Linked DNA regions of Mus musculus: region 2 is linked to region 1. Evidence: chromatin loops called from intact Hi-C (ENCODE). Cell type or tissue: heart. All regions are shown on one strand. Each heading gives the region's core, and the rest is flanking DNA. Links, peaks and the distances in the headings are about the cores only. Region 1 has its middle 36 kb from the start of 5430403N17Rik. Region 2 overlaps 5430403N17Rik (RIKEN cDNA 5430403N17 gene).

Evidence for each region. Peaks named below come from ENCODE experiments on the same cell type or tissue, not always from the same donor. Only the 100,000 strongest peaks of a DNase experiment are listed, where the experiment ranks them.
Region 2: it touches region 1 in a loop (2.7-fold over the local background); 2 of 42 quality-filtered maps call a loop at or near these places.

The regions. Positions count from the first base shown.
Region 1 is chr8:35,910,844-35,926,615 of GRCm38, reverse strand. No RefSeq gene overlaps it. Among named protein-coding and RNA genes, the nearest start is that of 5430403N17Rik, 36 kb to the right of the region's middle. In heart, for the core only: no CTCF peak of the experiment used is centred there; DNase peaks (open chromatin) are centred at 6,245, 6,945 and 10,555; H3K27ac peaks cover 1,431 bases.
Region 2 is chr8:35,851,631-35,867,402 of GRCm38, reverse strand. 5430403N17Rik (RIKEN cDNA 5430403N17 gene) reads left to right here. Exons shown (of 3, transcript NR_046181.1): 3 at 1,098-3,318. Among named protein-coding and RNA genes, the nearest start is that of 5430403N17Rik, 23 kb to the left of the region's middle. In heart, for the core only: a CTCF peak has its summit at 6,989 (motif pointing left); no DNase peak of the experiment used is centred there.

The sequences.
Region 1 (15,772 bases), core at 2,759-10,758:
ACATTATGAGCTAACCAGTACCCCGGAGCTCTTGACTCTAGCTGCATATATATCAAAAGATGGCCTAGTCGGCCATCACTGGAAAGAGAGGCCCATTGGACTTGCAAACTTTATATGCCCCAGTACAGGGGAATACCAGGGCCAAAAAGGGGGAGTGGGTGGGCAGGGGAGTGGGGGTGGGTGGATATGGGGGACTTTTGGTATAGCATTGGAAATGTAAATGAGTTAAATACCTAATAAAAAATGGAAAAAAAAAAGAGGAAAAAAAAAAAAGATACAAATCAGAATTTTGACAATAAAGGAAATTAGAATTTTATTGACAATAGCTAAAATATTTTTTCAATATTTCACAAGACAATCTTAAATGTTACTAGTGAGTTATTTTTTCAAATAAATATATTTCTATTAATTAAAAAAAAAATTTCCACTACTCCCATGATCATAAAACCTAGCTCCCTTTCCCTTCTTTAAGAAACCAGTTTGATCTGAGACAAAAAAAAAAAAAGCTTTCTGTCTATTCGGCAAATCCTAGACACACTGATGTGTGAAAGCACCTCACCTAAAATTAAGATACTAAAATATCATTTTCTAGATGGTCAGAGTACATGCCTATGGATTACAAGACCCTAGGTTCTCTGTCATTAATATAATAACTTTAAAATGGTTTTTAGGAACCCCAGCAGAAGGAAAGCTGAGTCTAAAGTGAAGCCACTGTCACTCGGGTGGGGCTGCAGACAGCAGGCTGGGAACCAACACTCCTTGTTCTGTCCCCCAGAAAACATCTAAGGTCCACAGTGCTCTCACAATTCCATATTTTACGCCAGGAGAGCACACTGCCTGTTATCCAAGAACGGAGAGAAGTGTAAAATAGATTACGAAGAACTGAAGAATATCAGCTTTGCCTCCTATCCTTCCCCCTCATTTTAACTTGTCATAAGATCTGAAGACAGTGCTCCGTTATTGGAAAACGGAGAGATGACACCGTTACCAGTGCAGTCCAGGCAAGACCTTACAGAGTATAACTAGAGTGATCACAGGGAGAGTTAGATAAAAGCCAACAAAAGTCTTGATCAATGACTGCTAAGTGCTAAATATTGTAAGAATACAGAGAGGCTTACAAAGATAAGAGAAATATCCTTGTCCTTCAGGAAACATGAAGTGAGTGGAGAGGAAGACAAGTATAGCTCTCCCTATATGGCAGAAAGCGAGTCACAAGATCTTTGTTCTTAGATGGACCAATGTTCTTGATACAATGGAGAGACCCAACTAAAAGTAGAAAGCAGAGGCTACAAATAGGGAAGGCAGTTAAGATCAACAGCAATGCTCTAAGCAAGAAGCAATAAACGCCTCAGCCTGGGAAGTATTTCTGGCACTGAAGAGAATAGATAAAGGAAAGTCCTCCTATAGGCCCTGATGACCATCACCATGAGTGGAAGCCCAGGAAGATTGAGAAAGCAAACTTCCAGGTTCTTGCCCTGCCATGTGGGGACACGATACAGCCATCACCCTTGCTGGGGAAATCAGAAGGAGAGGAGAAACTGTGTATCTCATAACCAGGATGCTTAGGACCAGAAGGGATTTTGGGTTTTGGATGTTGATGTATTTACATAGACATACTGAGCTACCTCAAAAGGTGTGGGATCCAAAGTTGAAATTCAATTATGTCTCCTAAACCTCCCCCTTACACACATAGCCCAAAGTCAACCCTATATAGTAAGTCAGATGACTTTGTGGTGTCACTTGTAAGCATCATCTTGGTACTCCAAGGGTTTTAGATTTTAAAGTAGTAATGCTCAACCTGTTTTAAAACCATAGAAAGAGAAGCCTGTTGATGAAGATCTTTTGAAAGTAATCGAGTTTAACAGAACAAATACTTCTCTGCTTCATTCTCTGCAGAGTTTAAACACCCCAAACCTCCTGATTATAGTCTCTCCTCTAGGAGAGGGTAGCCAGGGAACATGCTAGCCCTGCATAGTTCCCAAATATTCTTACCATCAGTGACACAATTTGAAGCACCCCAGAGAGCTGATTTTATTTTTTCCACTCGTCTCCAAGGATCCTCTAATTAATGAAAAGGCAAAATGCCGCCTAGACAAGAGGTAACCAAAACACACCAAAGATGCCATTGATTCAGAGTCTCTTACAAAAACAAATCCGCTGGCAGGATTCTAACTGGGTAAACAGTCCCTAAAATGGGAATCCAAGCAGAGAGAGGGCAGTGTGCAGAATGCATCAGATCATAAACAACCCCCACCCCTTTCAAACCTCTGAGCAAGGAAATCAACCCCAGTACCAGCTCAGAGAAAGAAAAATGTCCTGGCAGTCCTGCCCCCAGTGACCAGGGACCAGATGGCCAGGCATTTGGGAACTTCTTGGGTTTTGCTGCATAGGAAGTAGTCTCCTGGGGGGACCCTGATTGGCCTGTGTCATCCTCCTCTTCCCGCTGTGTCCCATCAGTACCACTGGGCATCAGAGAAGATGCTCAGAGCCTTAGAATGATGTCAGCAGCATATTTTCTCACAGATTGATGGAAGTGCCTTTTACTCCTGGTTTGTCACAGATGATCCATGAATTTTGTTGGTGCTTTTCTTCTTTTATTGAGGGGGGTCATATGTTTTTCTCCTTGATAAAGAATCCTGTGGGGCTGGAGAGATGGCTCAGCGGGTAAGAGCGCTGACTGCTCTTCCAAAGGTCATGAGTTCAAATCCAGCAACCACATGGTGGCTCACAACCACCCATAGTGAGATCTGACTCCCTCTTCTGGTATGTTTGAAGACAGCTACAGTGTAGTTATGTATAATAATAAATAAACCTTAAAAAAAAAAAGAATCCTGTGGATGACTTTCAAAACCCTAAGTCACAGGACTATTCGCTACAAACTCCCCTTTCACTATCACAGGTAGCCTTTCTTTTTCCACAAATGGCACAGCTGTCCTTTCCAGACTCTTCTGTTTTACATAGCGACTGGCGTTCCATGTATTAGCGCAATAGGGTTTTGGATTCTGAGGGGTCCACTGGCTGGCTGACTAGGAGGTCGGAGCCCTTGGTGGCACTTGGGAGCAGACCAGAAGTGTAGGGCTTGAAGGAGCGACTTTCCAAATGACAGAAAGCAGAAAGTCATAAATCCATCCACCCAGAACTCAACTCTTCTTGGCTTAAGCGCCCCAGGAAAATCTTAGCTCTGAGCCCTAGGGAGACTATTTATCTCTCTCTTGCCCCGTGGCCTTTTGTGTTGAACACTGTAGAATCAGATCTTCCATAAAAAGAAAGTCCCTGCCTTCTGTAGATCAGCAATATAGTCAGCAAACAGACTTAAAGGAATATGCATGCTCCTGGCAGCAACTATCCTGGGGCATTACCTCTGTGCTCTGGAGTGCTTGAGAGGTGAAGCCAAAGCCAAAGCCTTTGCTAATCACTTTCACTTTTATTTTCTTGTTTATTTAATTTTATTTTAATTTTTGGCACAAAGTATTGCTATGCAGGTCAGGATGACCTTGAAATCCTACTGCATCAACCTCCAGAGTTCTGGGAGCGATACAGGCATGGGCCTCCATTCCTGGCTCTGAGAATGAATTGTTTTATGTATCTACTGCAATTCGGGCCAAGTAGGACGGCACACACTCTAGAGGCTGAGACATGGAGATCACAAGTTTAGATCTACCCAGCATGCATAGTGAGATACTATGTGTCAGTCAACCAATGTATCCAAGATTCAAACAAGCAGGAGCTAATTTGAAAGTTGTAGGTAGAAGAGATTTTGATGATATATTTGATTGGAATCTTCAGAGACTGCCTTTTTAAATCTCAGCTTACTGACAAATTCAGCTTATGATTCTGGGCCAGTCATGGTACTTATCTTTTACTGCTTTCACTCATGTGAAAAGAATAGAAATTATGAAGGTGAAGCCAAGATAAATATTCTATTGTAAGGCCAGATGTGGTGTGTTGTGTCTATGATTCTAGTACTTGGGAAAGTGAGACAGAGGACTGCCGAAAGCGTAAGGCCAGCCTGGGCTACATAGTGAGTTCCAGTCCAGTCCAGTGCAATCTGCAGAACAAGGTCTTGCCAAGAAAAAAGAAGAAGCCAGAAGGAAATTCAACAGTAGTGACAAGAGCAGGCAAAACCAATAATCATCCCCATGATGAGACAACACCCCATGCAGAGGGTCTACTACCCACTATGTGAGACCCAGACAGGGTCACTTTCTTACGGCCATGCAGTTGGCAAATAGCAGGGCTGAAATCTAAATGCAGGAAATAGGACATCAAAACACTTGATTTTCAACTCTCCGTGTCCTAACATGAAAAAATGGTGAAGCGCGCGCACACACGCACACACACACACACACACACACACACACACACACACACACACACACAGAGAGGGGGGGGGCTTCTCTAAGGGGCACGATCACCTAGTCACAGGTAGAACACAAATGCTATTACTCTAACCTTTGACCTCACAACTACTATTTATTGAGTGCTTATGCACACACACGCACATGCACACGCACACACACACACACACACACACACACACACACACACACACACACACACATACTGTCTTAAGGCACTTTCTCCACGCTTCTGTTTACTGATGCTGGATTTTGCTCTTGTCTGGTGTGGAAAACCTGGCTTTAGATTACTAAGACTTGAGTGTCACCTGTCACCACCTTGTTGTAGAGGCCCCTTTTAACACTCAGCTTCACATTCCATATTTTGTGGAGTTTTCTCCACTCGCTTACTCTTTGGTTTCCTAGAGCCCATCTCTTCCTCTGAGGACATTGGACTCTTAGCTGAGCAACTCCTGACCTTTGCCAACAGTGGGTAGAAGAGGGCAGGACATGTCCGTGTGTACCTGTATTCACAAGCACTCGGGGCACAGTAGCTTTCAACTTGGACTAAGCAACGGGAACCATGTGCCATTAACTTGTGCTTCCTGCTACACTGGCTGTGAGGTACTCAGCATAATCAAAGCTCTGGATTCCATATATATATATATATATATATATATATATATATATATATATATATATATATATATATATGGAGAGACAGAAAAACAGAGAGACAGAGATAGAAGAGACAGATTCAGACAGATGACAGATAGATAGATAGATAGATAGATAGATAGATAGATAGATAGATAGATAGATAGATAGATAGATAGATGAAAGATATGATTAGACAGACAGACAGAGATGAGTTAGTATCATTTGTCAAGGGTGGTGGTACACGCCTCATCATAGCACTTGGGGAGCTGAAGGTGAAGGATCTGAGTTTAAGATCAGCCTGGCAATATGTAATAATATCAAAGGGGGTGGGGAGGAAAAAGAAAGAAAGGCAAGAAAGAGGCAAGCAAAGAAAAAACACTCTATGTCCCAGGACACCAGCAGTCACAACAGTCATCGGACATCAGAGCCAGATGGGAGGGCAGAGCAGAGCAAAGAATCCATGCTGAGACAGAGCGATGCAACCAGGAGACGAGGGCACAAAGGCAATCACTGCCGGAATTCAAAGGGGAGGGAAAACTCATGTCTGGAGTTCAAGTCCTGACTAATTCAGTCTTCTATGGTTGGGCAGTGCCACGAGAAACCTCAGACCCAGAGCAAAGGCTGATGGGAGTCGGAACAAGGCTCTACCTTGGCAAACCACCACCGCTTCTCTTAGCTGCAATAAAAGAAAGAGGAGGTAAGATAACTTCATGTGTTCCATGTACTCTTGCTTAAGGACTTTAGCACCATTTTGTTCCTGACATAAATTTTGCTACCTTGTCACAGTGTGTCCTCATGGATTCCTGGAGGCCCCTGATAATGACTTGCAAACACTGTCAATGGAACACTAACCCAGACAGCCACTGGTCCTGTGACTTCACTCCCTTATTGGGGGATTCACACACACACACACACACACACACACACACACACACACACACACACACACACACACACACACACCATACAGCCTGGCCCTCCCTCGAACAGGGAACTTCCCTGGAAGTGTTCTCTACCAGTCTGAACTATTAGCACAAAGGCTGCATATTCAAGGGGTCTAGGAGGTGAATTCTTGACCTGACCCTGTTGCCTGGGTACAAGCTGACTCTTTCCCACAGTCTCTGGCCCAGACCTTCCTATCACAGCCAGGAATGTATGCTGCAACTGACTGTAGCCTGGATCCGGACACAGACTCGGTTCGATGATTAATGAGAAAAAAAGCTTAGTCAGAATTACACTCAAGGATGCTGGTGGTGCTGTTTCCTGTGGGCACTCATTTCTCCAGGGCATCTCATTCCTTGGGAGCTGTACAGCTATCCCTGTGAGATTATGCATCTGTGACGCCAATCACCTTTGTGACAGATAATGGGAGACACAGACTTGCCTGTGTTCCCATCAGCGACCGTGTCTGACTGCTGCTACATTCATCTCCAGGAATTTCCTAAAATGGTGATGCTTGCTTCTGTTTATCTCGTTGGATAATGTTAAAAGCAACAGGAAAAAAAAGAAAGAAAACATTACATGTTCTGTCTTATGTCACAAGTCTGTGAGAGAGATGGACATTGGGGGCTCTAATTAGGTCAGCATGCTCAACCCCATTCTTGGATAAGATTGGACTCAGCTCAAAATTTTGTTTAACATCCATTTCTAACAACTGCATATAATGCTCACTTAGTGGTTTTGACACAGTCTTTCACTATAATCTGTAGCCCAGGCTGCCTCTGACTCAATCCTGTACTGGGATTATAGGCATGCACTGGCTAAAATTAAGCTTTGATACCAAATATGAATCTCTTGGCTTGCTTTTTTTTTTAAGGGGAAATGAGATTTCTAGAGATTTCCTGAGGAAGCTGAAAGCGTCCTAGCTTCAGCTCATAGCAAACAAACACAACTGTGCCTGGGATCCTCGGAGGAAGACTGTGAGGCCAGAGCATCCTGAGATCAAGGAGAACGCCCAGTTAACGGATTCTATTGTTTACCAGTGTTTATCAGCTTTCAGGACCACAGGTGAGAAGCCAAGCTCAGCCCGCTCTCATCTTTTGGAACAAAACAGATCCACCCATAATCGTGTTGATCAAATGGCCTGTGAACTACTGTACTGGTTCCCCTCTGGGCTGTGGTCTGATAACATCCACCAGAAGAGTGTAGTCACCACATGGCCTTTCTTTTGTGCACTGGCACACACACACACACACACACACACACACACACACACACACACACACACACACACACACATTTGCTAGAGTGAGGATAATTTGGAGTTAAACTGTAATTGATTTATCTGTTTCATTCTCCCTCGTGTTTGAAGTCAAACAATAACAAAAATCTCCAGAAATCTCAAACAAATACATTATAGCTTCATGATCCTAAGGGCTTGATGCAAAGCCTCTGGCGTGTGTACCATACTCTGGGAGAAAAGGACCAAGAACATAGAAATCACATGCTTTTAACCCTTGCACTCAGGAAGCAGAGGCACATGGATCCCTGTGAGTTCCAGGGCAACCTGGTCTACATACAGAGTGAGTTCCAGAGCAGCCAGGCAGAAACCCTGTCTCCAAAAACCAAAAGCAAACATCAAACAAACAAACAAACAAGCAAACCAAAAGACAAACAAACAAAACCAACTGTGACTGATTGAAATAGAATCTGGTAGTAGTAGTAGTATGAAATGGAGAACATCTGAGTTAATTAGAATAATGTTACTTATAAAGATACTCAATGACTTGGAGAAGGAGGTATCACGTCATGTAGAAACACAGAATGAGTCTCGGTTGTCTTCAGACACTGGTAGATCCGGGCATGGAATCCAGGCTTCCAGGCACATAACTGAGTTTGCTTCATGGAGAACAAAGAACGAGGCTTTGCTTATTTGTCTGGACTTGCAGCCTTGTAAACCACACTTGGGTTACTGAATTGCAATCTCTGAGCCTCATCCACTCAGTTAAAGAAAGAAAGAAAGAATAATAATAATTGACACTGACCCCGAGTTATTGTGTGTAGACTAAGTAAGAGGATGCATGTTCTGAATGCAAAGCAGATAAGGAATGTTCAGTACTGGATTCTCAATGAGGGCAGGAAAATTTCAACATCTTGCACATCACATGCAATGTGATTCTGTCATCACACCTCACCTAAACTAGAGGACAGCAGGTCTGTATTCCAGAGATGCTCTTTAAAGCCCCACAATACTGAAGTCAAAGAACCAAGGAGCTCCTGAAAGATTTTGATCCTATTAAAATGACAAGCCATTGGATTTGTCTGTAGCAAACTAGACAAGAGTTAAGCCGTGGTTGACAACAGTCAACCTAAGCTATTCCTCGATTCTAGGACACTGTTGTCAAATGCTTTAATTTTGCGCAGATACATTTGCATGAGCCAACCGTGCCTTTCGTCTAATTTGCCCTTAGTCACAGTCTACCCTACCTTTGCTCTGCCCTTCCTAGCCTTAGGAATCGAGGGTGTGTTTGTGTCTAGTTAGTGTTAAGATAAAATTAAATACTCTGTGCTCACATTTTACTTCTCAATTCTGTTCTAAGGTTTGTAAGTTCGTTCAAATGAAAGTTCACTCTAAGAATTCATGGATTGTCAGTGTCTCTCAGGGTGCGTTCTAATACCAAGCTGGTTCAGATACAAAGCCTGAATTGAGGATGCCACAGACCATGGCTGCTTTTGGTTTTCCAAGGAAAACCCACATTGAGGGACCAACCATTGCTTCTCTCAGACACAGAAGTAATATTTAGGGTGAAACAAAACTTCCAGAAGGAAACGGACAGTTCCTGGAATGGATATCAGTTGCAACATCAGTGTAGTGACCTTGTGACCTTATGACCCCATTCGGACCTTGACCCAACACAGGCCACACACAACCCCATACTGAGTCCCTTTAATCTGTACTCTGCTCCCACCAAGCCCCTGGTACTGGCTAGCGTCCAAGAGGAGTGGGACTTCATTTTTTTTTAATTGAAAACATTATTGTTCTTATGTATGTATGCATGAATGCATGAGAGTGTGCATGTCACAACACATGTTTGGACATCAGAGTCAGTTTTCTCTTTCCACCCTTCAGTGGATTGTGACAAACAGAGATTAAGCCAGCAGGCTTGTGTCACAGAACCTATACCCACTGAGCCATCTCATGGGTGTTCTTTGTGGAGAGAAGGAGGGAGGGAGAGACTACATGAATGCGTATCAATAACCAAAGCAATTCATTACAAATTACAACACATAGCTATTATCTTTTGCCTTTTAATCACAACACCCCAACACACCTCCCCACAGTGAAACCAGGGTAGGATAAACCGTCACTTACGGCTGGAAATGTCACAAACTATGTTCAAAACGCCTTAGAAAACTCTAATTCAATAAGTCTATCGCTATAAATGTACACTGAAGTAAGGAGACTCACATTTATGTTTAACTTTAAGGATAATCACTACAGAGTTATATTAATGAGTCAAAATTGCAAGCATAGCATGTACCCCATAGTGTAAAAACTTCTTGGGAATTAAAAGTTTGGCTTTCAAGTAAGGTTTAAGAACACAAAAATGTTCATCATAATAAATGGTGAAATGAAATGTGTGACAAGAACCTAAGCAAACAAAGATGAGGTTTGTGTTTTATTTTGGTTTTGAGTTTGCTAAACCAACCTTTAGAAGTCTGCCTGGTATCAGACTCTTCCTGTGTTTTAGCGGCATAAGAGTTGTTATAGTGCGTCAAATCCCAGTTCAGCAATCAGAAGAGTCCCCAGACAGGTCAGGAGACAAAGCTGGCTTCCCTAAGAGAGGGTCCCCAGGAGTTCCAGTTAATATTAGGGGAAGCAGTTCCTCAGGTGTGGAGAATATTATAGCTCACACAGACTTCTTCAGCTGTGCTTCCCCGCTCCAGACACCTACATGGTCTTTTGAAATTGATTGTAAACTATTATTCTCTGCATTTTTGTAGGTGAGAAAAGAAAGGCTGAGAGGGGACCAGCTGGTGATTGACAGTCCCTCTCCCCCAAACCCGCCCTTCCTCCCTTCAGCCCCAACTCCCAGCCCTATGCCCCCTGCACCCCACCTCCCGCCCCCTTCCAGCACCTTTTCTCTGGAAAAGGGAAAATGGGCCTTCCTCTGGAGAAAGGATTTCAGACTACATTCCTGACTCCTGTATATCCTGCTCCTGGAGAAAATGTGTTTACATTTAGCCTAAACTCCGTGCTTCCACACCACAGCGCTCTCACAGGACTTGTATACACTGCTGGTCAATCCTATAATCTCTAGTTAGGCCTAATGTGTGATAAGAGTGATCCCTGTCAGGCGGACTATCGCCAGCCACAAACACACTGCGCTGCCCTTACAAGGTAAGATAAGATGGGGGTAGGAAAGGCCTGACTTACAGGTACTTTCTAATCCAGGAGAATGTCCAGGAGTCAAGGCTATTATGAAGACATGCCAGTTATCACCAGAAGCCGATCTTGGCTTTGGCTCTGTCTCCCACATCAGGCAAGCCTTTCCCCCTTAGTTATTCTGTTATATCCGGTCGCTGTCTGGGTCAGACTTCTCCAACACCACTGTATAAGTGAGTCACTTGGGAATCCTGTAAGAAAGCAGACTGAGTTCAGTTCCAAAGGTTTACTCTGAGTCAGCTTTTCTGACCCAGGTCCTCCCACGACTTCCGGTCTAGAGGACACTAGTAGATCACCACCAACTTTGGGAGTGGGGACCCATGCTTTGCCAGATTTTCATTCTGGGTTCCTTTTCTGAGGCAAAGGCACGGGCCACCTTCATTTCTAAATTACACCATCAGCAGTCACTCTGGGTTACAGGAAACTCCCCCGTGGTGGATGGACTCTACTTTTGTAATTCCCTGGGATGCTTCAACTTCCTCCCCAGTAAAAGTCAACCAGAATCTCCTAGGGTATTGCCTGATAGATATCACTGCATCCCAGATACTCAGGTGACTTTACGAGACAGCCAAGGTTAAGGTCCCTTCCCTTGGGATGCGACCACAGAACCCATCTCCTATGCTGCTTCTACCTTTAAAGTCTGTGCTCACCCTTTGCCCTCAATATTCACCCGAAGATGAACTGTAAATTCCTCTCACTCAGCCTATTAACCTTGACCAATTACCACCTCAGAAGACAGACGAATGAAAGTTACTTCAAAGAGACCTCTTGGGAGAAGAGTCATAGAAGGTAGGGACTAGGTTTTTCTTTGCTTTCTCTCATTTGGGAAGTGGGAGGGGGTTCATTCAAGAGTTTGTTTTTCATTACTTTATCTCATGAAGCTATTCATAGAAACTGGTTTTTGTTTTCTGTTTTGTGGTTTTGTTTTGTTTTTAGAACGCAAAAGGACTTTAAGATAAAACTTAAGTACTTTGGTAATTAAGCAATCACAGTCTTTTATAGGTACCCAGGTTGCCACTAACACTCAGACAGTTTGAACAGCCAAGTCATTTAAAAATCTATTTTTTCCCCTCCTGAGAGCAGGGACCCCAATGGAGAAGTTAGGACAAGGACAGAAGGAGCCGAAAGGGTTTGCAACCCCATAGGAAGAACAACAATATCAACCAACCAGACACTCCAAAGCTCCCAGGGACTAAACCACCAACCAAAGAGTACACATGAAGGGACCCATGGCTCCAGCTGCATATGTAGCAAAGGATGACTTTATTTGGCATCAGTGGGAGGGGAGGTCCTTGATCCTGTGAAGGCTTGATTCCCTAGTGTAGGGGAATGCTATGGCAGTGAGGCAGGAATAGGTGGGTGGGTGAGGGAGCACCCTCATAGAGGCGGGGGGCAGGGTGGGGGGGGGGTTGGGGCAAGGGATAAGGGGTTTGTAGAAGGGAAACTGGGAAGGGGGATAACATCTGAAATGTAAATAAATAAAATAACCAATGAAATTTAAAACAATCTCTTTTTTTTTCTGTGACTGGGATGTAAAGCAAATAAGTAAGTATAAAAAATCATTTTTCCCATAAAATTGGTTCACTCCAGCAAGATAAATATCTAGGGCCATGTTATTTTAAAAGGAAAATTGAGAAGCAGAAGATATTAAAAATATACAGGGATGATCTTTATCACAGGGTCCTAGAAATATCTAATGATTCATTCATTACTAGGAGTCTGTCTTCAGGGGGAAAATATTTTCCTTTCCTATAAGTCATTCCATATATGGTAACTTATTTTAAATATATCTTATTTGCTTAGAATCTTCTGTTTTTTAACTGCCCTGAATCTCTTTTTTCTTTTTTGAAATAATAAAATAACAGTATAGGTGGCTAGTTCATGTATTTTCACTCAACAACAGCAGTAAAAAAAAAAAAAAAAGGGCATTTTCAGGAAAGTCCACCTCACCTAAGCTGAACAAAAGTCCCCTCCTCAGCAAACTGGGCCACATTCAAGCGTCTGGGCCAATGTCTCATTTGGCCAATTCTTTGAGCGTTCATTTATTTATTTATTTGTTCATTTCTTTATTTTTGTTTTAGATGTGTTTATTTTTACTTTGTGTGCATGAGGATTTTTGCCTGCATGGATGTCTGTGTGCTGCATGCTTGGTGCCCGCAGAGGCTTGATGAGGTCATTGGATACCCCGAAACTGGAGTTACAGTTGTGAACTCTTATGAGGGTGCTGGGAATCAAACCCGGATCCTCTAGAAGAGGAGCTGGTCTTCTTAACCACTAAGGGGCTTCTCCACCGACTCACTGGGCTGCCGTACTATCTGAAAAACTTTAGCTCTGATATAGGCGCTCGTCTGGAATGCATTCAAGTATTTATCCAGAGACTTATTGTTGAACAAGTATTTATCATGTAACTATCATATTTCAGTACTTAAGTATGAAATATGGAAGTCATGCCTCTTACCTTCAAGACTCTAGAAGCCAACAGGAGAAACCAGCGTACATGCAAAAAGACCATGTGGAGCTGAGATGAAGAACTCAGGCCCAGAGGAACACAGTGAACTCGGCTCTATTCTCAATTTCTTAGCAGCATGAGCCTAGAGCTATTCACAACCTCCATTCCACATCTCTAATGTCTGGATAATAGTGGTGTGTATATATATTAGACTAAAGGAAATCTTCCCTGTAAAGCCATTTAGCCAAGTACCAGATATACACTAAGCAGGCCAGGAATGTGAAGCAGCCCTGTGTGTGGCTCAGTGGTAACAGGGCAAGGAAGGATCCATGCGGCTCCAGGCTGAGGTAGTACTGTTTGAAGCCTTTATGAACATAACTCAGACTGTGCTTAAGACAGTTGGGAACCCCTGCTACTTAAGGTCTCAGTCTACCATGTCAGGCTAGCTCCCTTTTCCAGCAGGGTTTACTCTTCTGCCCTATCTATGGAGTCTGACCCCTACCCTCTACCTGAGGAATGTCATGGAATCCTTGGTGAAATTACAGATTCAACTCCCTAGAATGCCTCTTTATGCAAATGAGGTATTCCCAGAACCTGGGTTCCCACTTTTCAAGGTTTATATAGTCCTTGTTCCAAAATACAGAACACAAGCTGTTTCATTGACTGTTGTCTAAGGGAACTATTTTCTAAAAGAGCTATAACACTGTAAGAGCTGCAACACTGAAATCTTCAGAGACACCTCCACCCCACCCTATCCCCACTCTGAACCTTGCTTCATTCTTTCCCTAACTGGTATGCATCAGGCCAGACACTCCACAGGAAGATGAAGACTGTTGAACTCGCTCAGCTGGCTTCATCCTTCTGGAGTTGGTGTACAGCAGTGCCTGGACATGCCAAGGGAAGTGGCAAAAACCAGAACCACACAAGACAACTAGCCACGTAAAGCAGGGGTTGTATCATGAGTCACTCTGAAGCCACAGACTATTAAAATCAGGAAAGGATTGTCATTAGCCTCAGAATATGATCAGTAATAACACTGGTTTGTCCCAGCTATCTTTGGGCCTTAATAGCACATGTCTGTGCGTAAGGATCCCATCTCAGAGTTCCTGTCAAATCTAATAACAAAATGCAAAGCATGCGAATGCCCTGGAGATGCTACAGAAGGCAGTACTCTCCGAGGAGTGTGTCTGCAGTCCCATGATGGCAAACGCAAGAGCAATTAGAACCTTGCAGTTGAACTTTGTTCCTTCTTGGCACCTAACCTCCCTCCTCAGCCCAATCTGAGTTAATACAAAATAAACACGTCTTCCGTTGGCAGAGCCTGGGCACGGTTGATTAAAGGTGGTTCGGAGAATAGAAAGGGAATTAGATAAGGAAGGAAATGTCAAGAAAATCCCACAGGCAGAAACGACAAAGGTCCCAGCTATAAGGACATGTGACCTGGAATGGAAGGCAGAAGGGCACTAGGGAGAAAAGGAGTGCTGTGAAGGCCAGTGCCAGTTGTCAACTCAACGTCTGCAAAGGCACCAGAACCCAAGCGCTTTCTCGAGTGGATTATCTCAAGTGGGAAGAACTGCTCTGAATCTGGCCCACCCCTTCTGGTGGCCACCCACATCAATGGACATGGGACAAGGAAGCTTTCCATTTTTCCCTGCTTGTCCTCACGTCTCCTGGCAGGATCATTCTTCCTGTTTCCAAGCCACTCCTTCACCAAGATTAGAACCTATTTCTTAGGGATTCTAATGTAGACTGAATACCGGCAGCTTTCTAGAATCCTCAGTAATTCTAGCACCAGATCGAGACTGCTGAGACATCCAGTATTATGGACTGGACGACCACAAAAGCCCTGGTCTTTCCATTGTTGTACTGCCGCCTGAAATAAAATCCCGCCCTCACTACATATGCATACATGTACACATTCACATACACACACATTCACACATACACACATACACATTTACATATACATACTCACACTCATATGCACATACATACCCACTTTCATATACCTATTCATATATATATGTATATATATATATACATATATATATTTGTATGTATATATATATATATATATATACATACACACTCACACATACATAGTCTCACACACACTCTAGCACACAATACACACACACTCCCTCACACCCATATTCAGATACACATGAACATTCACATACACACACTCACACTCATGCATGCACCCACATATACACACACATACTCACATTTGCATACACATTGACATACATATACACTCTCACACACACATACACATTCACATACACACACGTACATATACAGAGTCACACATACTCTTGTACACATATACACACACACACACATATACATTCAAAAACACACACACATACACTCCCACACACACACACACACACACATACACTCACACTCACAAACACATACATATGTATTTACTCGATCGGTTCTGTCCTTTTACAGAATGCTGACAAACACGAGTGCCTTCTCCACTTGTTTCATGAGGACAGGTCAAAGATTAGAAGAGGCAGCAGCCTGGAAAAGTCAAGATGGCGGACACTGAGTCAGAACAGTGAGCTAGGGCTGATGGGAATGTTAATCACATGGTTCTGAAGTCAGCACCATGGGCGGAGCTCTGACATCACAGCCTTGACATCGTACTGCGGCCTCGAAGGACTGTGCACTGGATGGGTCATGGTAGGATGTGGTGTTCTGGGAATAGGAAGAGTTGTCATTTGCTCCCTGCTGCAGGGCTCCACAGTGAGCTGTGGTGACTATGGCCCACATCCATGGCATAGCTTTGGTCACCTGTCACCTTCTGCTCTCTTATCTGAGCTCTGATCTTTGTCCTCTGTGTAGACACATCTAACCACTGCCCACTTCTCTCACTCTGCCTGGCTTTTCAAGTCCCATTTACTCACAACACCTCTTCTTAAGCTTTCT
Region 2 (15,772 bases), core at 3,093-11,092, 60 kb after region 1:
TCATAGCCATCTAGTACATGTGTAGACGTCGTGGAACACACTGAAACAGAACAGCATATTTCTTAAAATATTCTAGGGAAACAGCTGTAGCCAGATAGGGGATCGCTAGCTATAAATGTTAGCCTCATTAAGATTCACAGTGATGATGATGACCCAAGTTTATACAGCAAAGAGACTCTATAAGGCATCTGACCCCAGAATTGTTTGAATGCTTTCTGTCCAAGTTTTACGACAGAGCTCAGGAAGAGATAAAAGAGTAGTTCTCAACCTGTGGGTCGAGACCCCTGTGGCAAACCTCTATCTTCAAAAACATTTGCATTAGGACTCATAACAGTAGCAAAATTACAGTTATGATACAGCAACAAAAATGATTTTATGGTTGGGGATCACGATAATATGAAGAAGTGTATTTAAGGGTCATAGCATTAGGAAGGCTGAGAACCATTGAGATAAAAGCAGGTGTGTGCTTGTCTAACAGGACAGGCAGAGTCATGGAGGGGGTGCATACTAAAATCCCTAGAAGGAGGAGCTCCAGGTTTCCAAAGATAAATAAATGATAAGGACAGGGAGGTATTAATTACCTTGATTAGATCAGTGTTTATTCAATGCATGCCAAAAATGCTAAAATGTCACACTGCACCAGATTAAGTAGGAACAATTATTTCATGTCAATCTCCCAACTTCTAATAAATGTTCAGTGGTACAGATCTCCAAATTAAAACCTTTTTTTTCTATTGGGGAAGACAATTACACAGACAGTGTAAAGATGTTCACCAGGGATGGAAGAGGAAACCAGGGGGTTATTATTAGTGGCGTTTGAACATCAGTTTTATCAGATGAGAAACCTTATGAAGGTGGGTAGCCACCGTGGTTACACAACATTATGAATATTTTTAGCATCACTGAACCGTTTATTTAAAAATGGTTTCAATAATAAATGTTATCTCTCTGTTTTAGTACAATAAAACAATTGGGAGGAGGGAGGGAACCCTGGAAAATGAAATGTTTCTGCCCAGAAAATATTTTGGGAACTGTGGTTTAAATTCTTTGTATGTTTATTTATCCTGTCTCCTCTTTCCAATGACACCGTGTTCCAGGTCAAATGGTGATCATGTGGCCCACGGTGAGAAAACCTCCTGGTATAACTAGTGGGAACTGCTCGGCCACCTTCCCTTCCCCCAGCTGTGTGATGCAATGGTGCAATTCTGTCTCCTCAAAACCAGACATCCTCTCTCACTGGAGGATTCCAGGGGTGGCTTATCACTGCAGAGCACTCTGTAGACATTCTCCAGACGACCACCATGTGCCAGGCTTAGCACATTACTAAAGCAACAAGCATCCCAGCAGGACACCCACTTTGCAAGGAAGACACTGCCATGCCAGGGAAGAATCCAGGAAGAATTATAACACTGGGGCTTCTGAGAAAGCTGATTAAGTGGCCTGACTGGAAAGTGACTGGCATCCTCAGGGCAGAGAACCTCCAAGGAGCTGGGAGGTGAGAGCTGTAGGGATGACTCAGGCAGGAATCTGGAGAGAGCAGGGTGGGGCACGTAATTCACTGCCTAAAACCCAAAGCCAGTTCCCCACCTTCCAGCGGTACAATCGGTCCCTGATACTTCAAGTTGAGAACGAAGCAGGAAAGGAGGAAGCCCAGGAATCAGAAAGACGGAATGACTTTGCATTTAGCATTGATTCGAAAATGCTAAATTACCTCTAAATTACCTCTTCACATGCCTGATCTAAAATTGGAATCCACCCTCTAATCTTGAGCATTTTACAGTTTTTGTCCACCACACCCCCACCCCTCGCCCCCATCTACCCTCCCGGCATGCATGTGACCCTAAGGCACGCGCGCGGCTCACTTGTCAATGCCTGCGTGCGCAAACTTGTCCACAGCTACTGTCATTGTCATTTCTTCCTCAGGATTTTGAGTTTTGTTTCTACCCCACATGTCGGGTTTAATGGCCGTGTAAAATGTCTTCAGCAAGATCATCTTGGAGGGTTCGCACTGACAGGAAAACTTACAGTGTGTTCAGGTAGGCGAGGGACCCAGAGCTCGTACCGTCCTGATTGTTATGTGTGAAATGAATAGTCTTTCTGAGAAAAAGGTTTACTATTACATAGCGGCCTCACAAAAAACAAATCAAGTATTTTACAGCTTTGTTAGTCCAGGCAAGGGCACCCTAGCAATGCCCGGGCCATTTGTTAGAATGACAGAATCTCGGGTTGTATGGATACCCACTGACTCTGGTTATACTGAGGTGACTTCTCCATCCAACTGTCAAAACTACCACCTCTACCTCGGTCTTATTACAGCGCTTTCTTCTCTTTTATTGTCTGTGAACTAATGATGGAACTTAAATATAAAGGGCACGTGGGACTCAATTAGGCATGGCCGGTGACATCTCTGCAGGCACAATGTGAAATAAAACCACCTTCTTCAGTGAGGGGGGGCTGGCAGCCAGGAAGATGGGTAGTCTCCTAGGAGGACCATGAACACCAATAAAACCATGAATCACCCGAGACCTTGGTGCTGTGACACAGCTGGCTGAGAGGAGCCCCACCTGCGGACTGTTGTAGTGGGGATTTGGGAGTTAGTTACATGTGATATCTACTAATAATGATACTCAACGTAGTCCCTCTTGTGGAGGGACCTGGGCACGGAACCCATGGCTTTGCGTATGCTGGGTTGGCGTTGTGTCAATGAGCTACAGCCTCAGCCTTCAATGAATTCTGTAGTCAACATTTGATTTTTTTTTTTCCTTAGCTCCTCATGCTGATCCCTTACTATTGAGAAGCACAACAAACCCTGTAGGGAAACACTGTGAACTAAGACCCGATGTTTGGGTGGTAATGGCTTTTTACTTATAGAGATGACATTTACCAGACTAACCTGGTTGGCAAGTAGCCGAGTTGGGGACCGGACTCTCCAGATTCTGGCTTTGCTTTGGCAATTCTAAGTGGGAAGATAGTGTTGGTGACATTTTATGCAAGAGAATTGGGGGTCCAGTATGCTCAAGAGACTCAGATTCTGAGCTGTCCTGTGAGCCAATTAATTGCCTCTTCATCTAAGCCAGTTCTCAACTGCTGACACCCTTTAATACAGTACCTCAGGTTATGGTAAACCCCCAACCGTAAAATTATTTTCATGGATACATTATAACTTTAATTTCGCTTCTGTGTGAATCGAATATTTTTTGAAGACGGAAGTTTGCCAAAGGAGTCTCGACCCACAGGTTGAAAATCATGATCTAATTCATCTCTTGTCCTTCTGCCCCCAGCTCCTCAGTAAAAGTCGACATGCTCATTTATGATTTTATGAGTTTTCTGGCATAGCGTTTATTTGCTTATTTATGTGGTGTATGTACGTGTTCACATGTGTGTGCATATGGAAGCCAGAGCTGGATGCTGGGTTTCTTCCGTGGTCGCTCCCCACCTTGTTTTTTGAGTCAGGGTTTCTCACTGAAACTGGATATCCTCCATCCATCTAGGCTTGCTGGCCCAGGAGCCAGAGGGATCCGCCCACCTTTGCTTCCCCCTGGTTCTGGGGTTACAAATGCACTGTAGCCAATGCCCGCTTTTACATGATTGCTGGAGGTCTGAATGCAGGGTCTCACCCCTACACAGCAGCCACTTTACTGAATGGCCTATGTCCAGCCCTTTGATACATTTTTGAATAAGTGATCAGATAATTAGGTGAACCCTATTAGAAAGAATGTGCATGTAGGCTTATGTTTTTCAAAACCTACTTTAGTAAGGGTTCTCAAATTCTTTAATCTCCCTTTTAAACCCACCACCCACCAGAGGTAGTGGAAGAGAGAGGTGAATTGGAAACAGGGATTGTGGACCTGTTTAGAAATAATTCTTTGGAGCCATTTCTATCTTCATTGTTGTTGGCATTTCATCTAGGCTCCGCCCCACAGTTACCTGGCAACAGCCAGATGTGCCTGACTCATAAAAGGGACTGCTTGTCCCCTCCTCGCTCTCTTGTGCTGGCTCTTGCTCTTGTTTCTCACCTTCTCTCTCCATTCCCTTCCCCCTCTCTCCATGTGGTTCTGTCTCTGTGTCTGTCTGTCTCTCTGTCTGTCTCTGCCTTTCTCTCAACTCCTCTCCCTGAATAAGTTCTATTCTATATTGTCCTGTGGCTGGTCCCTCAGGGGGTAGGAATGCCTCAGCACGGGTCTGCAGAGGCACCCCCTTCCCCTACACCACATTGCGCCCCCAACCAAACATATCCTTCTTTTCTTTTTCTTTTTATAAAGCACAGCAATTGTCAGTTGTCCAGTCCACTAGCAAAAGACCAACTTGAACCAGCAGCGAGCAGCTGCAGTCCAGTCCACATGGCAATCACCACTCAGAAACCAACAATGGCTGCTCAGTCCAGAAGAAACGGCAAGACTCTGCCAATGGGCCCAAGTCCATGGACGCAGCTAGAAGCAACCAGACCACCACCTTTGGTACATCTTTCTCTGCGAAGTCACAACAAACAAAGATCAGTGAAGAAAGTGAGGTGAACCAATGCCACAGCATTGTCAGTACAGAGCAGAAAGGTGAAGCCCAACAAAGACCAGCAATGTCAGAGCATCAGCCACTGTCTGTTGGGTTATATCTCTACTCCTTCCAAAATCGGGTACCCTCTCAAGCATTCGCTTCACCAGTCAGCTTCTTGAAAAACACCTGTCTGTCTCCAGAGAAACACCCCATGACACAACTGGGTCTCCCATGAAACCAGAAATTCCCACTTCATGTGAATCACTGGGAAATGCTGGAATCCAATACAAGAAGTAGGGCTGGTGGGTAGTCAACACCTGCCACACCTTTGACCCACTGGGGTTTTCATTCAGAGTCATCTTTCCCCTGGTGGGATCCCAGTGAGCAACTGAACAGGTAGGGATGTGGAAGCCGGGCTACTCCTGCTCCGTGTGGGGATCCTGTGATGGCAACTGCTCGGAGGCTTCCTGACAGCCGGGCTGAGACTTAGTGCCGCTGTGCAGACTGAGAGCTGCCTTCCAACACTGCCTCCTCCTCACCTTTTACCGCGTCACAGCTACATCAGAGCATTTTCTCCTGCACCGTTTCCTCCAGTCTTTCTAGCACACACAGAGTTCCATCTTGACATCTGCTTCTCCAAGGGAATCCATCATTAGGAGCTAGAGAGATGGCTCTGCGGTTAAGAGCATGCACTGTTTTTGTGGAGGACCTGGGTTTGATTCCCAACACCCACACAGTTGCTCACAGCCATCCATAACTCCAGTCCCGGGACATCTGACAGCCTCTTCTGCACATATGTGTAGATAAAGCATTCCTACACAAATAAGTGTAACTAGATCCCAGCCCCAATGGTTCAAGGCTTCCTTTTATCTGTGTTCCATAGCACATTCATTTTTGATGCACTTATTGGAAATAATAGCTCTTTCAGAGTTTGGGGGATGTTTGTTCCCCCCCCACCCCCCTGCCCCCCGAGGTGCCAGCATGGGTTTAAACCCTTCTTAGCAAGTGATGCAGGGAAATTGTGCTGGAGAGGAGCCACAGCCACGGCATGGCACGCATGCTGTCTGCAGCTGCTTTCTGCTCATGGCAGAATGAAGCAGTTGCAAGGGATCTTTGCCGTAACTGCAGTTCTCTGCCATAAATGCTTCTCCAGTTTTGCAGATCTTGTGCACCTCTTTGGAAGGCTTCATGTTCCATGGCAGTGGCTTTCGTATCTCCAATGCTTCTCCCATCCCATGCTTGCTGAGCTGAAAAGATTCTTGCAAGGCTCTGAACATGCCCCGTTTGGCAGAGAAGGAGAGATGCTGGCAGAATCTCTCAGGTGATTTCCCTCCTTGTCCTTTGGTTCCAGGTCTAGCAATAAATCAAAACCTCCAGTTCCCATTGTTGGAGCTGAACAACAGTTGCCAAAGTCACCCTGTCCTATTCTGTGAAACCTGTGCGAGAACATCTTTGTTGGGATCATTATGCAAAGGATCTTGGGAAATGAAGGTCATACTATACTGGATTACCTGGGTATGCCCTGGATGTTGTCACATTGTCCTTAAAAGAAGGAGGCAGCGGAAGATCCAACAGGCATGAGGCAGAGACTGGAGCGATGCCCCCACTAGCAAGAACAGTAGAAGAGAACAGTGAGCAAGCTCTATCCTTGAAGAGGGGGCGGGGCAGAACAGACCTGAGGCTTTCAGATCCCCTGCCTCTACTGGAAATTACATCCCACTGCCCTAACCCCAACAGACACCTTTGAAAGAGCTCTCTCCTCTCCTTCCCCTTTCCTCTCTTCATCCCCTTCCATCCCTTCTCATCTTCCTCCTACTCCTTCTCTCCCCTCCTTCCTCTCTCTCCAAAGCAAGACATATATTGTAGGGAACAAACCATTACAAACTTCTGCTGGTTCTCCAGCTTCTGTCTGTATTTTGGGTCACCCCAGTAAAGATTGTCCCAGGACGCTCCAAAGGAGTCTTTTCTCAGAGGAACCTGGGGCAGGGGCAGGGGGTGGGGGTGGGGGTGGGAGGACTTCCTATAACCTAGCAAGGGTTTCCTCTATGTATCTTCTTGGACCCTAACTGACCAGCTCCATTCATGGCAGTCAATCAAAATGCTAATTATTAAGTGACCTGTCGCCCCAGCAAAGCACCTACCGCTCTGTGCTTTGAGGTACATGGCTGACTTTTGTAAGTCTGCTTCCTCACACTTCCTTCTGTGAGGTACTTATACAGCCATCCTCATTTTTACATGTAAATAACCTATGGTCCTGAGTATGAATTATTTCAGCAGCCAAAATGACAGTTGTCCCTGGTATACATATCTCAAGCTCTGAAAGGATTTGAGGAGACGAAGCTGCCTCTTAACAGCAGCCCGGGCACTCTGATGCTGGTGCTGTGATAATTTTCTTCACGATTTCCCACCTCTTTCCACCCAAATTTAGTTAACAAAAGAACAGGTACCCAGCCAGGTACAGGGTATTTTACTCCCTGAGATGTGCTGACACCTGCTGGCAGATGAAAGAATAACACCACCAAGGAATTTCATAAAAAGCCCTTGTGGGCCTTACAGGAAGTAGTAGGTTGAAGAAGGCAACCGAAACTTACTTGATGATAGTGATGAAGACAGGTCAGAAAGCCCAAAAGGATACCAGGGAAGCTGAGCGGACCCGGAGTCTAAGGTTAAGCATCTAGCCCGGTCGGACTCTCCACGAAACCTCACAAACCCTCTATTGCCCGGTGGCCACAAACAGCTTGGGTCCTGAGATGTAAGCGATAATACCTTTCACCTAAAGCCAGTAACAGAACTGCACAGGCATCCACCGGGTAATGCTGAGCAACGCCTCACTCCCGCTTTCCTGTCACATGTTCTAGAGCCATCTATAACCCAGTTACTGTTGATGCAAGGTGTGTTTAGGTGGTGTCTCAGTTAGGGTCACTAATGCAACGATGGAACAACACGACTAAAAGCAACCTGGGCAGGAACGGGTTAATTTGGCTTACACTTCCGCATCACTAGAGGAAGTCAGGAAGTCAGGTAGGGCTGGAACACGGAGGCAGGAGCTGATGGAGCGGACATGAAGGGGGACTGCTTACTGGCTCTCTCCCCAGGGCTTGCTCAGCCTGCTTTCTCATAGAACTCAGGACCGCCTGCCTAGGGAAGGTACCACCCACAATGGACTGGGTCCTTCCACATCAGTCATTAAGAACTTGCTCTACAGGCTGATCTGATGGAGGCGTTTTTTCCAACTGGGGTTTCCTCCTCTCAGGTGACGCTCATCTGTGTCAAGTTGACATAAAATTAGGCAACACAATTGGCCCTTTGTCAATTGACACACAATGCTTTTAAGACACAACCCTTCCATTTTGTGGTTCATCCCCAAGATCTCAGATAGATAAACATCACGAACATAAAACATGTTACAAACTTAAATTTTCACAGTCTTTACCAATTCAAACACTTTAAGAGCTATCTCTGTAAAATTCAATGTCTCCTTTATACATACACACACACACACACACACACACACACACACACATATATATATATATAAAACTTTTATTTATATGAGTACATTGTAGCTGTCTTCAGACACATCAGAAGAAGGCATCAGATCCCAGTACAGGTGATTGTAAACCACCATGTGGTTGCTGGGAATTGAACTCTGGACCTCTGGAAGAGCAGTCAGTGCTCTTAACCACTGAGCCATCTCTCCAGCTCCCCAAGGTCACTTTTAAATCTAAAATCTTGTCTAAGAACAGTCTCTTAACTGTGGACTCCTATAAAATAAGCTAAATACTTTCTTACTTCAAGAGGGAAAAAATAGCACACAGTCACAATCTAAGCAAAGCTAAGCCGTACTCCAACAGTATAAATAATTCAATGTGCAGTATCTGGGATTCACTCACAACATCCTGGGCTTCTCCCAGGGCCTTGGGTCACTTCTTCAGCTCTGCCCTCTGTAGCACACATGGCTTATCTTGTAAGCTTGGCCAGGACCCATGGCTGCTCTTCTTGGTGGTCATCCCATGATACTGGCATCTCCAAAATGCTGGGGTCTTCTACTGCAACCAACAGCCTCTCCTGGACTTTCTTAATGTTGCAACGCTTCAACTTTTCTTCATGGTCTCTTCATTCCTAGGCTTTCGCCTGCCACTGAGGCTGCACTTTCACCAATGGCCTCTCCTGGACTCAGTGCCAAGCAAGCCTCACCTGTTCTCTGTGGCCCCCTCATGACTACCCAGTACCACCGGGGTGACTCTCATCCATGCCCAAACTTGGCTGTCAGTACAAGGCAGAACCTTGGCTGCCTCTGAATACAGCTGGCATGTGATGACTCTAAGGACACACTTCCCAGATTTCACCTCAACGATGCTGGCCTCTTCCTAATCATGGCTGATTCTTTGGCCCCAGCCTACCAGCATCCACTGTCCCAGCAAAGTAAAGGTTTGTCTTTAGTGGTTTTGGTCTTTTGTTAATCACAGAGAATTCTTCAGCTTCATCTGACCAGAACCACAGATTCTTAACACATAAGGCCTGGTAGAATCTTTGCTTCCCTCTGAAACGTCACAAGCCAGGCCTCCATCATCTGCACTGCTTTCAACACTCTTATCTTCCAAGATCCTATAGAACATCCCACGGAGATCTCAATACTCTGGGCTTCTCTAGCCCAAAGTTTCAAAAATCCTTCCACAATCCCCCCCTAAGCAACATGGCCAGGTGTCTCACATTATCCCACTATGCTGATCCCAACTTCTGCCTTCCGGTTGCTATTGCTGTGATGACACACACTGTGACCAAAAGCAAGTTGTAGGGCAAAGGGTTTATCTGTCTTACACTTGAACTCTCATGGTCTATCACAAAAGGAAGTCGGAGAAGGCCGTCAAGCAGGGCAGGAACCTGAATGCAGAGGCCATGGAAGGGTGCTGCTTATTAGCTTTCTCTCTATGGGTTTCTCAGCCTGCTTTTTTATAAAACCCAGGACATCCAGCCTAGTGATGATCTTACCCACAATGGAATGGGCCCTCCCCTCCCCCACACTAACTAATTAAGAAAATGAGGTGCAGCGTGATCATACAGCATTTCCTCAACTGGGGTTCCCTCCATTCTCAGAGGACTCTTGACTGTGTCGAGTTGAAATAAAATTAGCCAGCATGGGTGGATACCAAACAGCAAACAAACAAAGAAAGTCAAGTCACACAAAGCTATCTGGGCATTCAAAGTAATGAAGTACTGCTTCAGTTCAGGAGATAGAGCCAGAAAGACCAGGCAGGAACCACACTGCAGAGCTCCAGCTTATAGGAGCTTCAGCCCTTTTCCATTCCTTAAGCTTGGTTGGGAAATCTGGGCCATGAGTTAGCAGGCGCAGGCTCATCCTCTCCATGTTACCTGGTCTACTCTCTGCCAGGCATTTTGTATGTCCCTTGATCCCAAATAATGATGGTAATATTCTTGTTTGTTGAACACATATGTAAGCTGAGTATCATGTTGCATAGCTCCGTGGCTCTGTAAAATCACTGTGAAATGTGGCCTTCATTCCCTTCTCACCGCTCTGAGATCTGCAGCCCATAGAAAATTGTAAGCAGAGACCGTACACCAAGAAAGACACATCAGGATTTGCTGACATTTAATGAGGCCATGCTGTCATGGTCTTTGACCCATGCCAGGGGATCATTTCCAGCACGACAGAAGCAAAATCGCAAACATCACCTCTCTTAAAACGTGGGGTGCGTGGGGGAAACTCCTCCCTTAAGGGAAGATAACTTCAGTGTACCTTGGTCCAGAACCTAAAATGTTATCCATAGAAGCACATGATTTTCATTACTATCCTGATAATAACTCAAGTTTGTGTTATATTGATGTAAAACTAGCTAGCACAATATAATATTAGAATACCCAGCTCAAGGGGCTGGGTGGATACATGCATGTGAGACAGACGTAAGGAAACACAATGAATTCAGAGGCGCTACTGAAGATTCTAATATTATGGCCAGGTTCTGAACTGGTGTAGCTGCTGTGAGAAACGGTTTGGCTCCTCAAAAAAGCTGAATACAAGATTTCCTTATGGTCCAGCAACTCTGTGCTTCTGCAGAAATCAAAAGGACTGGAAACAAAAGGCCTCAGGTTGATGTGCGTGCACACACATTTGGGTACTGCGTTAATTACTTTCACATCACTGTGGCCAAGCACCTTGCAGAAGCAACGTAAAAGAACAGAGACTTACTATAGCCCATAATTCGGAGGGTCTATGGTGAGAGGGGAGGCATGCAGCTGGCATGGCCAGGCTAAGTGATGGGAGTCTGCTCTGGAAGTTTCTTGAAGTGTTGACTAAGAGACAGAGTGCCCCAGCTCAAAGTGGACTCTGGGTATAACCCATGAAGACCAACCTCAAGGACCCAGGTTGACCTAATCCTTAAAAGTTCTACAACTTCCCAAAACGATGCCACGAGCTGGAGACCAAGTATTTTCAACACAGGAGCCTGTGAATGGCGTTCCATATTCAAGCCATAAGAAGTACCGTCATTTACTGTGAGAGAGAGAGAGAGAGACTCAAGTACGTATCTCTAGGTAAATGGATAGAAAAACTCGATGTCTGTGATAACATATAATTCTGCCTAGAAAAAGGAAAGGAAATTGAAACATATTACAGTGTGGGACATTCTTGAAGATGTCATTGTAAGCAAAAATAAACCAGTCACAGAAAGACAAATATTGTGGGTTTTGATGCACATGAAGTCCTTTGATACACATTCATAAATACAGAGAGTAGAAGGAAGACCAGCAGAGATAAGGGGGCAGGGTCGAATGGAGTTACTGTTTAAAAGTATAGTTTATGCTAAGGATAACAAAAGGCTCGTGTAAAGATACACAACATATAGATGTATCTAGTATCGCAAGTGCCGTACTCACAAATTCTTAAAACAATAAATACTATATTAGATACATCTTATCATAATGTCGAAAATGTATTCATGTGCCTACCTCCCCTGCTATATTCCACTTTTCCAAAATACCGGAGCTGACTTTTCAAAGTATTTTTAACCCAAAGCATTGAACCTAAAATACTTAGACCACAACAAACAGCTTCACATACAAGACCTACTGAAACGGATCCACACAGACACGGAGAAGGGAGGGAGAAGGGGGTAGAAGTGAGGGAGGAGAGAAGCGGGGAGAAGGGGGGAGAACAAGTAAGTTAAAAGCTGATTGTCAACAATTTAATTTTTTTTTTTTACTCCACATGTGTTTATTGAATACATCCCCAAATTTCTGCACTGGCAATGACCAAATCATCTTGGAGAAGATAGGGTTTAGCTGGCTCACAGGCTGCCCTCCAGCAGGAAGGAAAGCCAAGGCAGGAAGCCAACTTGGAGGCAGGAACTGAAAACTGAGGCACAGACCATAGAGGAACAGTGCTGACTCTCCTGATCTCCGTGGCTTGTTCCGCTTCTTTTCTTTTTCCTTTTCCTTTTCCTTTTCCTTTTCCTTTTCCTTTTCCTTTTCCTTTTCTTTTTCTTTTTTTCTCTTTCTTTTTCTTTTCTTCTTCTTCTTTTTCTCTTTCTCTTTCTCTTTCTTTTTCTTTTTTTCTTTTTCTATCATTATTTATTTTTATTTTCTGTGCATTGATGTTTTGCCTGCATGTATGTTGAATTCCCTGGAGCTAGAGCTATCAGACAGTTTCGAGCTGCCACGTGAGTTGAACCCAGGTCCTTGGGAAGAGCAGCCAGTGCTCTTAACCAGAATCACCTGCCCTTGAGAAACCTAGGGGGCTGGGCAGTGGTGGCACAAGTCTTTAATCCCAGCACTTGGGAGGCAGAGGTAGGTGGATTTCTGAGTTCGGGGCCAGCCTGGTCTATAAAGTGGATTCCAGGACAGCCAGAGCTACACAGGAAAACCATGTTTCAAAAAACAAAACAAAACAAACAAACAAACAAAAAGAAACCCAGGGGTAGCACCTGCCATCGGTGAACTGAGCCCTCTCTTGTCAATCATTAATGACCCCACAGGCTTGCCTACTGGCCATTCCTCAACTGAAATTTCCATTTCCCCCGGGTGACTCAGTTTGTGTCAAGCTGATAAAATCTAAATGGCCCAGTGAGGATCACTAAGTCTCTGTCCTCACAAGATGTTCCTTCTACAGGGGCAAGCTATTTACATGTAAGAGATAGACAGTGTCACAGGGCTCTAGCTCCTGTGGGACAATGAAAGATTGTTGGGATGAAGTGGCAACTCCTTTTGCCAAGCACATTGGGGGGAGCCCCTAAATGATGGGAAGGACCCAGAGTCCAACAATTCCAAGGAGGAAACTCTTGGTGTAGCCAAACAGGAGAGCTTAGGCACTGGTGGAGAAGGAAGCACTTTGTCAAAAGCCCAGGATAACCACCGAGCCTAGACTTTCATGAACAAGGAGGAAGACAGTGGTGCCAAATTGTGTTCCCAAGACAGGCAATCAGTCATAGGATGTAAAAGATAAGGAAGTCATTGTTTTCTGTGGGACACAAGACAGCTAATTGAGGCAGCAAGGAGAGACATGAGTGGGTGAGGATGTAGGCACGAGGGCCACTCTGCAAAAGGCTTGCATGGAGGAGAAGTCGCGTAATTAACATGGAACTCGGGGTCAAAGGTGGGGTTCTGCAGATGGCACTGAACACCGCCGTGTCATCTCCTCTCTCACGACCGCAACACCGCGCGCGGCACTTGTTAGTCTGTTGAGCATATTATTTCCACTAGAGCTTTTCATTTACTACCTTCTGTTAAAAGACAAACGCAAGGAAGGCTAAGTGTTTTTGTCTTCCTGTTGGCAAAATGAACAACACCAAGATGCCTAGCTGTATAACTGGATTTATGTTTACTGTTACATGACTTAGAGTCTTCTGTTAAACCCAGCAAGGTCTTGTCACCTTTCAAATACGGCTCAGTGCCTGCTTCGGTGACTCTGAATCTGATTTCCAATGACAGCATTGCTCCTAGCTCTACCACTCTACTCTTGCTTGGAAATGACCAGAACATCTCTAAGTTCTCAGAGGGGGTGCGGCTCCCATAGCTACCATCTCACTTAAACCTGGACACCTTGGTACCACTCAAGACCCTAAGACTTGGCAAGGTGGGCATTGTCTATGATTTTTAAAGTCAAACCTTATCTTTAGCCATGTGACAAATAAATTTAATGATTATTTTACTGAGACTAATATATTTATTAACATTATTTTTCTATGTCAGAGATGGTGTCAGAGGTGTGTTAGTGGGAAACACAACCTGCCTAGGCTTCCTGTTGGCATGGGAAGGCGTTCCCTTGGGTATAGCAGGATTTTCTCTAACCCACCAGCAGTATAAATAATGGCATGGAAGCTTCTAATACTTCAAAGCTCAAGCCTTTTATATTATAAATATATATGGTATATGATATATATGGTATATGATTGATATATATATATGGTATATCACACACACACCACACACACACACATATACATACACACATATATATACATATATATACATATATATATGTATATATATGTATATATATGTATATATATGTATATATATGTATATCTTGCCCATCACTTGCCATGTGGTTAGCTCTATACCTTTCTCTCTTCTGCAGTCCGCTTCTGTTCCTTTCTGTGTTCATTCTCCCATCCTTCTCTTCAGCCTTCTTCCCCTGATTCATTCTCTCTGCCTGGAAGTTACACTCCCTACTTCCTGGCCAGCTCTTGGCTGTCAGATCTTCATTACAACCAATCAGTACTGAGACATCCTCATGCAATTTCTAGATTGCTTTGAGCCAGGTGAAGAAGGGCAAATATTCACAAAACAGAAAACCCAGCTCTGGACCATAGAAATGACTATACGAGAATCCTGCCAGCACTTAGTTCTCTGCCGGTACAGAAATAACAATTGAAAATACAGAGAAACACCTTCACACAATGTAAGAAAGGTTATCCCAATGCATTGGAGAATTGTGGGAATAATCCCAGAGACTCAGGCAAAGCTACAAGGGCACCAACAATCACCTGTTTACTATGGACATTGTCCTTGAATGTTCTTAGCAAACAGTCAAGTCGCAGCACACACTAAAGGTAACAGCACTTTCATTTATTTGAAATTGACTTAGAATTTCAGCTAACAAAAACTTCCTGAAAGGTTTCAGAATGCTCTTCTGAAAAACATTATGTATAATTAGTACACCTTATATATAACTAGTATACAAATACTATATATCTAAATAATATAAATGCAAATTTTCTTTAGAATTATATAAAATATCATATAGATAATGAACTAACCAGTTTTAACTTTTGATAATAAACCTAATCCATTATTGGGAAAGTTCACCATGCCATAAGCTACCTGCACTAGAGTTTCCATAGACTGTAGCTACCAAATTCTCCTGGGCTGGCTCCTAGGTAAGAAGGGTCCTGTGTGCTCTATGGGGACGTGACTAACCAGTGGAGAGGTTTGCAGCAGAGGTTTGCAGAGCCTTTGAGACGAACCTTTTCTTTTATATAGAAAACAACACCAGCCAGGTGGAGTCTAGATGAGTGCTTGTGGGTCTCTAGCTTTCAGGTTCAGAACAAGAGCTCAGGATACACAGTTTCCAAAGTCCTTTTCCTTCTCTGGGTAGAGTAACAGGACTAGCAAAGAAGGTGGAAATCAATTGCATTATCAACACACATCTAAAATGAGAGATGCAAGAGACTTCCACTTGAGAGTCAAATTCATGATCTGTACATGTGGACATTGAAGAGTGGCTGGGGCCACTTGCCAGTTCTGCAAGAAGCTTTGCAGTGAGAACCTCTGACCTCTCTGACTGTGAGGGGACAGGTGCTGGTGGTGTCAAGTCACCGGGTGAGTGTGCTCTGCTGGCGTCAGCCTGAGGTAACCACCACAAGTATCAGTGGAAAACAAACTCTAAACACCAACATCACACACAGCAAAGAGAAAGGAGTTGAGCCTCACAATAGCCGAGTCCATCCTTTTATACAAGTGTTACAATGTAACTGATTTCCACCTCCATCCCACAAGTGTTACAATGTAACTGATTTCTACCTCCATCCCACAAGTGTTACAATGTAACTGATTTCTACCTCCATCCCACAAGTGTTACAATGTAACTGATTTCCACCTCCCTCCCTGGCCCTATTAGTCCACAGTAAAGGGGAAAGGGGCTTTGGAAACCACCAGGTATCAGCCTTTGTTCGGAACTCTAGAGACCTACAAACACTCACCCAAACTCCATGACATCTTGGTTGTTTGTTTGAGGGATTTTGTTGTTGTTTATTTGTTTGTTGTT